Linked DNA regions of Homo sapiens: region 1 is linked to region 2. Evidence: chromatin loops called from intact Hi-C (ENCODE). Cell type or tissue: sigmoid colon. All regions are shown on one strand.

Region 1 (5,000 bases), 50 kb after region 2:
AGCTACCTATTGCTGTATAACAAATTATTCCTGAATCTAGCAGCTTAAAATAGCAAACATTCATTATCTTATATAGTTTTTAAGGGCCAGGAACCTGCAAGTGGCTTTGCTGGGTGGCTCTGACTCAGTCTCTCATGAGGTTGCATTATCGAAACAGTTTCCATGAGCTGGACAAAAGTTTAGCTACACAGCATTGGGAAGTGCACACTCTAAGTGGATGGAGAAAATTAGTTTAGATCAGCTATTCCCGCACTGTGTTCTGTGGGAAACTGGTTTCCCAATATGTTTCTTTCAAAGAGCATTCTGGGGCCTAAAAAGAGTGGGGAACACCTCAGAACTCACTCCCTCTAGAAATGTATGTGCAAAAGGCTCTGTGAGAAGTTCTGAGGCATAGAATGCATCCACTTAACTTGGTGAATTCAGCATTTTCCCCCCTTTTTGTCTGAGGAAGTTCTCTACCTTTTTTGTAAAGATGCATCTCTTCTTCCCTATCCCAGATACCTCTTTCTAAAATCTAGATTTGATCTTGTCATTTCATTGAGGATAGCAATAGTTGTCCCATGTGGGTGTTTAAGAAGACAACATTAGAATTCTGTCCTTTTACATTTTAGTTTTCTGATATTTGTAATATAAGTAATACATTAGCACAGTAAATGTATATACAGTTTATTAACAGATAAAAAATATATATTAAGAATGTACACACCACATTTTATACTGATGGAGTAGAATAAATCTGTCCTCTTTAGCACTTAAATCAGGTGAGAGGAATCTGACTGCCAAGCCTGTCCTCTGGATTCTGCCCAGCCTCTGTCACTAAATGCCCAGCCCTCTCTAGCCCCACTAGTGTGCTTACCCTACCGGCAACAAAAATGTATTGTTGGCCAGGCATGGTGGCTCATGCCTGTAATCCCAGAACTTTGGGAGGCCAAGGTGGGTGGATCACCTGAGGTCAGGAGTTCGAGACCAGTCGACCATCTCTACCAAAAATACAAAATTAGCCGGGTGTGGTGGTGTGTGCCTGTAATCCCAGCTATTCGGGAGGCTGAGGTAGGAGAATCACTTGAACCCGGGAGGCGCAGGTTGCGGTGAGCCAAGATCGTGCCATTGCACTTCAGCCTGGGCAACAACAGAGAAACTCCATCTCAAAAAAAAAAAAAAAAGTATTATACGTTTTCCACTTTGTGCATCTAACATTTGCTTATTTTTTACAGCACTGCCTGATTTAGGATCTTTGTTCTTAAATATCTTAAGCTGGGGCAATATTCATTTCTTCATATTTTCCCCACTTTTTCATTACTTCTCTTACCTCAACCCTAAGTGACCTCTTGAATTTGAGGAGAAATAAAAAAGAAAGAGGAAGGGGAAAGGAAAAGGGAAAGCAAAACTGAGAAGAAAGGCAGTTTCGAGCAGCAGCAGGGTCTGTGGCAGAGGTGAAGGAATATTTTCTATAAGCTTATCACCAGTGTGCAGTCCCCTCTTACTACGTCGAACCTGGAGACATACAGGTTACTTAGGGTGGCTGCAGATGTAGGGCGACCCTGCATTTTAAGCATAAAGGCCAGATAGATGAACTTGCATTGTTCTTTGTGGAATCATAACCAGCCCCATTTCTCCTATTCTAATTGATACCCGGCATGGCTCTGGCACTTTATTCAACTCAGAACATGGAAAATCAGACTATTTCTAAATTATTTCCCCATCATTTTTTAGTCCTCAAAGCCTGGAGTACAAGGGACCTCAGAGCTCAGAGCTCAGAGCAGGACAGCCGTTTCTGGGTTTGTCTTACCTTCCTCCCATACAATCTTCATTCTTGCCCTCCCTCTCTCCCTGTCAACAAGTGCTTCCTCTCTGCATGGCAGCAGTTCTCCCTCTGTCCCTTGCCAAATCTTCTTCCTCCTTGTCATTTTTCCTCCTTGCTCTGTGCCTCCCTGCCAGAGTAGAAAAAGGAAACAAAAAAGATGAAGAGGGGGAGGATACATGAGTGAGAAAACCCAGGCTGTTGTGACTTACCAAGGATTTTTGTCAAAGATGAAAGTGTCAAAATGTACCAGATAGAAACAGAAAATGGTGCTTTAAAGTGGGAACATGTGTTTTACTTTAGAAAAGTAAAAATTGCAGAGGATTATTTTCTTCTATTTCATTTGCTCTCTTTCTCCTTGATTTTAGATGGAGGCAACACCAAAAAAGCAGTATGGGATCCACTTCTCACTACTTTAGGTGCTGCATTCCCTTCTAAAACTTGAAAAATTCAGAATTCCCAAACAAATCTGGCCCCCAGGATCTGGGATGAGTACCTGCACTGCTCCTGTCCTCCTTCAGGCCCCATCCACTCTGGACTTGATTCAAAGAGCCTCCTCCTGCCCGTTCTCCCTCCTTCCACCCTGCTGCTCTTCGGTCTGTTCTGAACACTGCAGCTAGAGCAGTGTTAACATCTCAGTGAAATCAGGCCACTCTTGTGCTCAAAGCCCTCCTGTGAGGAAGAACCATGTCCTTCCAGAGACCTGCAGAGGTCCCTAGGACTCACTCCTGCCTCTCTGAGCTCAGCCCTTCCTGCTTCCTTGCTGCGGCTGAGCAGGCCTGAGAGGTACACCACGTTCCTGCCTTAGGGCCTTTGGCTCTGCTCTTTCCTCTGCCTGTTATTCTTTCCTTTCTGGTAACTGAAGTCTAGCTGCCTCATGTGGGTTGGTCTGCACACCAATGGTACCTTCCTAGTGAAGGCTTCACCAGGGCACCCCCCTGCCCATGCTCCCTCACACCTTCTTCTTAGCACTTACCAGCATTCACTTAAAAATTATCTTAGGGATAAAAGTGATTTTGATTTCTTTTTGGACATCAGGACAAATTTCCTTGAATGTATTTGGCCTCTACTCTGAAATTTTTGCCTCACAGCTGCTCTAAGTGGAAATCTCATTCCATGCTTAAGAATCAGCAGTGAAGTGTACATACCATGCTGTTACCTATGAATTCATACATCAAAGTTGAAAATAAAATGAATATAAAGACGTGTTTGTGTGTGTGTGTGTCTGTGTGTGTGTGTATATATACACACTCTTTTGAAATGACAAAATGTGTATGTATGGGGGTGTGTGTATATGTGTATACACACATATACATATACAAACCCCCACATATTCAAATTCTGTTGTTTCAAGACTATTGTAGGGCCATTGTCAATTATTCTACATCCTAGTGTTCAGCAAAAACCCATTTGTAATCACCACTCATTCATCCACCAGGGTGGGCTAAGTGCCCAAGCCTTTGTTCGTGTGGACCTGGAGGACGTGAATGATAATCATCCTGTGTTTAACCCATCAACCTATGTGACGAGCATCAGTGATGAGACCCAGCCAGGCACCGAGATCATCAATGTTCTTGCCACTGACCAGGACTCTGGGATATATGGGACAGTGGCTTATGAGCTTATTCCAGGAAACGTGTCGTCCCTTTTTACCATTGACTCCACCACAGGTATGTGATCTTGGAACAGTTTTCATCCTTTGGCTATAAAGTTTCTGCTTAACTACTTAACAGCCAGAAAATTAGAAAAAGTGACTTTTTTTCAATAATGGGGGTGTTGCAGGACTCACTTAACCTTCTAGCAGATGCTGAAGTATATTGAAAATGGCTGAGGCTTTGTAGTGGGTTAGACCTGGATCTGAGTCCCAGCTTTGCCTACTACTGATCTTGTGGTCTTTATTGGCCTCACTGTCCTTACCTTAAAATTGGTGTTGACTGGGTGCGGTGGCTCACACCTGTAATCCCAGCACTTTGGGGGGCCGAGGTGGGTGGATCAAGAGGTCAGGAGTTCAAGACTAGCCTGGCCAAGATGGTGAAACCCTGGTTCTATTAAAAAAAAAAAAAATTAGCCGGACGTGGTGGTGGGCGCCTGTAATCTCAGGTTCTCAGGAGGCTGAGGCAGAGAATTCCTTGTACCTGGGAAACCGAGGTTGCAGTGAGCTGAGATCACGCCACTGCCCTCCAGCCTGGGTGACAGAGAGACTCCGTCTAAAAAAAAGAAAAAAAAAAGTACTGTTATCTGGGCTCTGTGGCTGACTCCTGTAATCCCAGCTACTTGGGAGGCTGAGGTGGGAGGATGGCTCGAGGCCAGGAGTTTGAGGCTGCAGTGAGATATGAAGCTATGATCAGGCCACTGTCCTCCAGCCTGAGTGACAGAGCAAAACCCTGTCTCCAAAAAAAAAACAAAAAAGTAACACTGATAATATCTATGTTGCAAAGTTTTTGTGAGAGAACTAAAGACAGTAATTTATGTAGAAACGGTTGGCCAGTATTTACCTTGCAAATGTTAATTTCCCCTTATTTGTATGATCATGCCATCTGAGGGTGACTCGAGGGTGACTGAGCCTCATTTGGATGTATTAATAGCTAAGATTAGTGCAAAGACATTTTTACAGGCGTCCAAAGTAGATCCTTTTTTTTTGTACTAGGTCTGGCATTCCCTTAGTCTCTTTGGGTTTTAGTTTCCTTGTTTTAAAAATGATACCTAAAGCTCCTTTTAGTTCTCTACAATGGTAATTGCATATCTGCCAAAGAATCCCAGTGGGCAAGCTGTCTTTTAGAAATCATGAATATTTAAGAAGTTACCTTCCATTTTCTATTCATTAGCTTGTTGCTAACAAAATATTGGTTTAAATATTTGATTATAAGAAAATAAAACATTTCAAAAATATAATATGACATTACAATACTTTTGAGATACTTAGAGATACTCTGGTCCAAAAATGAGGCTGCAAAAAAAGAAAAAAAAAAGAATTTTTTTCTTTTGCATTTTTCCACCTGATCCAAACAGTGGGTAGAATGTGTTTCTATTGTAATGGTAATGATAATGTCAGATGCTACACTAGACATTTTCTGTACATTGTCTTATTGGATCTTCACAACATGCTTTGTAATAGCCATATACGGTAGAAACAAATGATAATTTACACAGGAAATCTAATGTGCTATGTGAGTGTGCCCTCTCACCCAGCCCCATTAGG
Region 2 (5,000 bases):
CAACCTCCGCCTTCCAGGTTCAACGATTCTCCTGCCTCAGCCTCCCAAGTAGCTGGGATTACAGGTGCCCACCACCACACCCGGCTAACTTTTGTATTTTTAGTAGAGATGGGGTTTCACCACATTGGCCAGGCTGGTCTTGAACTCCTGACCTCAGGTGATCCACCCGCCTCAGCCTCACAAAGTAGCATTTTTAAAATATAATTGCTGCATCTCATTTTTCACACAATGTAAAAGTTGCTTGAGTTCCTCATAAATTTTGAATGAGTAGTTTGATATCCAAGCAGGTGAAAAACCTGCTTATAATAACCTACGTAAGTCCAGAACCTTACTCTATTTTCTGTATAAACACACAAAATAATTTTTGTGCTGACTTTATATACTTTGAATTACCCAAGAATACAACTACTAAGTAAACTGAGGTAAGATGAAACTTTATTTGTAACTTTACCATTTTGCAAAATGCGTCACTGATGGCAGCATTGCCTATTAAATTGAGTCACCTACTCAGGAGGCCTATTTTTGTAGCTATTACATTCATGCTGATTGCATGTGTGTTTGCATGTGCACCCACATGCACACATACACATGCATATAGGCTTGTTTTTTCTTTTAAAATGTCAAATATGAAGCATTCATTCATGTTCAGCATTCATGCTGTTTTTCTATGCATACAGCTTTATTTAGTCCTTATTTCAAATTGTAAAATATGTACAAAAGCTTATGGAATGGTGTCTTCTCATAACTCCAAACTTACTCATTAAAAATATGTGCAAATATCTATCTCATTGTGTTTCCTATTGTAGTCATACCTACATAATTACATATTGAAATACATGATATTTTACTATGAATCACTTTTATTTTCCCTTTATATTATAGCTAGGACATTATATCGATGTCATAAAAAATTTATATCAGGGTAGAAAAGGAGATATTACAAAATGCTTAACTAAAAAGAGTGCATGGATCTAAAAGGGGAGAACAACTGGCATTTTGTGTCAATTTTGCAATAGCAAAATTTTGTTACATTGGCTCTTCTGAAATAAATGTTTTTAATAAATACTTTACAAATTCCTTTGATATGTTCTTTTATGTTTTAGCTGCAGTGGTGTGATAATCATCCTTTCTAAATGGTGGAAGAGGAAAAGGGAGTCTTAGTGAGTGGATTAAAGGCACTCTCAGCTGGCGACACCTTGCAAGGGGCTTCTGCCATTTGAAAAGTAGTGTCCTGTTTTTAATCAGGTAGTGAGCTGGGCACTGAGACACCTGGCGTTAGTGCTGATACAGCGGGGCCATGTGCCTAACTCTGGGCACATTCATGGGTTTTCTGAGCCTCGGGTTCTACATATGTAATATGAAAGAAATACATGCAATTATTTGCTGGTTTTCACATTTATTCTGATAACTATATCCCTAGAAGAATACCATGACCTACAGGTGCATTTAAAATTATTGTATTAACTAGAAATAATTGTACGACAGAAATTTGACCATATAATATAAATGTTACAAAAATAAGAATATTTGTTCAGAAAAAGGCAACCTTCCAAACTAAGAATGGGTAGGTCATTTTTCCTACTAATATCATTTAAGGATTGTTCACTTTTTCTGACATCCACTGGTGTTTGCTGGCAAATAAGCAAAGATGAAATGGTTAGAAAAAATATTGGGAAAAAAAGCTTAACATTGAGAAATTTTAATTAACTTAGTTTGTTCTCTGAAAGTTGAGAAAATACCATATTCTGGTAGTAGAATATAGAAAGAGAATTGAAAGCCTAGTTGATTTTTAAGATAGTTTCTGCTATTAGAAGGATTTTATGTTTTGTTTTCCAGGTCTTCCTAAGACAACACTGATTCTCACAGAACCAGGACACTTTTTTCCCCCTGGCCATGTTAGGATTGTTCAGTTTAGCAAAGAAAAAGGGTGCTCAGTGAAATCTGAATTTCAGATAAACAATGAATAGTTTTTTGTTTTGTTTTTAGTATAATCATGTCCCAAATAGTGCATAAAACAATTTGATTTCTGAAACAGCTCAGATTAACCAGTCCACTACTAATGTTTGTAGGTTTTTCTCGTGTGAGGTCAAAAAATATCGTGAGATCCCTCCCTTGAAGCAGCTTATTGGGGCCACAGTTGCTCTGAGGGAGTTAATTAAAACAACTGTTGAGTAATAACAAAGTGCTTTGGCTTAAATGGAAATAGTTCTTGAATTTGGCCAAGGAAGTCTGGTAAGGCTACTAATCCTGAACATTAAACTGTCAAAAATGTGCTCACAGTGCACTTGGGAGTCTGCACTGTAAACGGGAAGAATGACTCCCAGTTCCCCTGACTGGTCTCTCTCTCTCTCTCTCTCTCTCTCTCTCTCTCTCTCTCTCTCTCTCACACACACACACACACACACACACACACACACACACACACACACACTCGGGACCGGCCTGAGGTGGTGACAGGTGGTTTTTGTGTGGTTTTAGCCATGTGATTCGCGTTTGTGTGGCTTCTCACAGAGGGCGACCCCGCCGCGATCCTGTGGTTGTAGTTGCAGCTCCTAGTAAAATAGTGCCGCTTGGCGTCCGTGATCCCTGCAGCTGGGAGAGGGTAATGGGAGGACGGGAGTGACGGGGACAGACAGAGGCCGGGGGTGACAGGAAAGGAGCGATTTCGTGTTAGTTTTGGCCTCGGAGTGTAAAAACATCTGGGAAATAAAATGAGCCACGCTGACTGGAAATGTGAACGTTCGCCAAGATTATGTGAGGAAGGTGCAGCGAGGAGCTGGAGCAGACACTTTCCTGCCTGGCGCCGCCAGCTCGGAGATTTAAACAAGCAGCACCGGGGAAACCGTGCTGTTACACAGGGGGAAACTAGCTTATTTATAAGTGTTTTTATTCAGTTTGATTTTCCCCAGTTCCTCTTCTGTGGTACCAAGTTGGTTGCTTAGGAAAGTGGGTGGAGTTACCGTGTGATCTGAGGGGCTCAGAAATCAAAGTCTCAAGTCTTGAGATGTCAGAAATGTCCGGCTAGAGCCTAGGACAAGGTGTTTGGAGGATCAGATGGCACAAAAGAGGAAACAATAGGAGCAGGACTCAGGGAGCCTGAAGATTTAATAACAGAAGGAAGACGTATTCCTCGTCGGGTGGGGAATAACACCAGAGGCCTGAAGGAAAAGAAAAAGAAAAGATGTTGGATAAACACAGCCTCCCTGCGCTGTCAGCTGCTAATGATCCTGGGATGCGAGGTGGGGGCGCTGTGAGGTCAACTGCGTCCCTCTGGCAGGAAATAGAAGACGGGGCTGATGCAGCTGTGCTCCTCTGTTTCTGGTGTGGACCCTCCTTCCAGGCTGTCCTCGGGGCCTATCCTGTCCCCCGTCTCTGGGCTCTCTTCCTGTGGGATCTCCCCAACTTTCAGACAGCTGATCATGACCATTTGACTTAGCGCCCTCTTCCTACCCCTTCTCTTGTGCTCATCTCAGTTCTACTGCATCAGCCTTCAAACTTTTTGGACTGAATGTACCTATTAATAAAAGTTTTGAGTACTCATCTCCAGTATATGTTTATTTCCTTATAAACCACGTGCAAGAATTTTGTATACAGGTGTATAAATGTGAATGTATACATGAAATAAAAATGAATATAGAAGATAAAATATGAATTTAAAATATATAAGATAAAAATATTTAAAAAATAATAAAATGGAAGAGGTAAAAAACTTATTTAAGTGAATTTATGTTTTCTTCCTACAAGTCTGTCCATCAATTCCCTTGGAGAAAACTCAGAGTGTTCTGCCACTTTTTGGAGACCTCTGGGTGGAGCTGATTCCTGGCCACGCTTTGGGCTGAATCTGATCTCATAGTCATTTTCCTCACCGACCTCGGTTTCCTCCTAATTAGCTCCATCTTACTGACGCTCGGGACCTGGAGATACCGTAGCTTTAGGTCTCCAGTACCCAAGGTCAGGCTTACTTGAGATTCTTTAGCTAAGTCTTTCTGTCTTTCCCCCAGTACCGGAAGTCAAAGATAAATATCTGAATAATCTCAGACTGCCTCTGGTTGCTTCTCCAAAAAGGAGGAATTCTGTCAAATGCCAGCTCATTCAAGAGCAGATTTAGGAGTAGGAATGCCTCTAAGTAATAATGTGGTGGCACCCCCAGAGGCAGGAAATCCATGGCAACTGAGAAAGGCTGGGTCTCTGGGAAACCTGAGGCTACTGAAAATTTGGAGCAAGTTAGGAAATTCTATTGCTAATGAGTCATGGGCTCCAATTAAATGTATATGCAATTAAATCTATGTATAAGTCAAAACAAATTATGAAATGTTTCATCAATATTTGAGAGAAGATTAGAAATGAATCCTTGTAATTGATTGAAAATACTGTTCAAATTAGTATCAGATTTCTGAAAAAATTTTTATGGTTAGTTCCCTCATCTATTAATTTGCAAATAGCATCAGTTATATCAGGTCCCTCCCGGTCTTCAGTAGTATAACTAAATGATACTGATTTAGGCAGAGAAAATAGCCATGTGTTAGGCAGTTGAACAGCTGCTAAAGAGGACAGTATGTTACAGGGGTGAACCTTTTGCCATACCCACATGAGCTCATCTGGGAGCTGTAGCCGCGGCATCACCTTCTTAGCAGCTGTCAAGGAAGGCAAGTACTTCCACTGTTGAATGGCTGTGTTCCCCAATGGCATGACTGCCAACACAGGTTCAGATCATTCTAAACTCCCTTTTCTCTGTCCACTCTTGATTTTCCTTATAACCTGCAGTATCCCATTTAGGAAAGAGGTGAGCAAGGTCTCATTTTCAGTCTTTCCTTTCACTTCTCTATCACGAATACCTAAATCAACTTTTACATATTCATGTAAGAAAAGGCCTATCCCCCATCTTGGTGGGTATTAATGTTTTAGTACTTTAAAAGCATAGTTTTATGCATGAGATGGGGAAGTTGTAGTTGGATAGCAGTCCAGTGACAGTTAGTGATAAATTTGTGTTTTGAGTAGAG

Evidence for each region. Peaks named below come from ENCODE experiments on the same cell type or tissue, not always from the same donor. Only the 100,000 strongest peaks of a DNase experiment are listed, where the experiment ranks them.
Region 1: it touches region 2 in a loop (2.1-fold over the local background); 3 of 110 quality-filtered maps call a loop at or near these places.

The regions. Positions count from the first base shown.
Region 1 is chr4:154,364,681-154,369,680 of GRCh38, reverse strand. DCHS2 (dachsous cadherin-related 2) reads left to right here. Exons shown (of 20, transcript NM_001358235.2): 3 at 3,240-3,471. Among named protein-coding and RNA genes, the nearest start is that of DCHS2, 120 kb to the left of the region's middle. RefSeq lists an enhancer at 1,285-1,354. In sigmoid colon, no CTCF peak of the experiment used is centred here; a DNase peak (open chromatin) is centred at 2,570.
Region 2 is chr4:154,414,590-154,419,589 of GRCh38, reverse strand. The region is part of intron 1 of DCHS2 (dachsous cadherin-related 2); the gene reads left to right. Among named protein-coding and RNA genes, the nearest start is that of DCHS2, 75 kb to the left of the region's middle. RefSeq lists enhancers at 2,388-2,889, 3,177-3,396. In sigmoid colon, no CTCF peak of the experiment used is centred here; DNase peaks (open chromatin) are centred at 2,669 and 3,249; H3K4me3 peaks cover 1,663 bases; H3K27ac peaks cover 1,251 bases.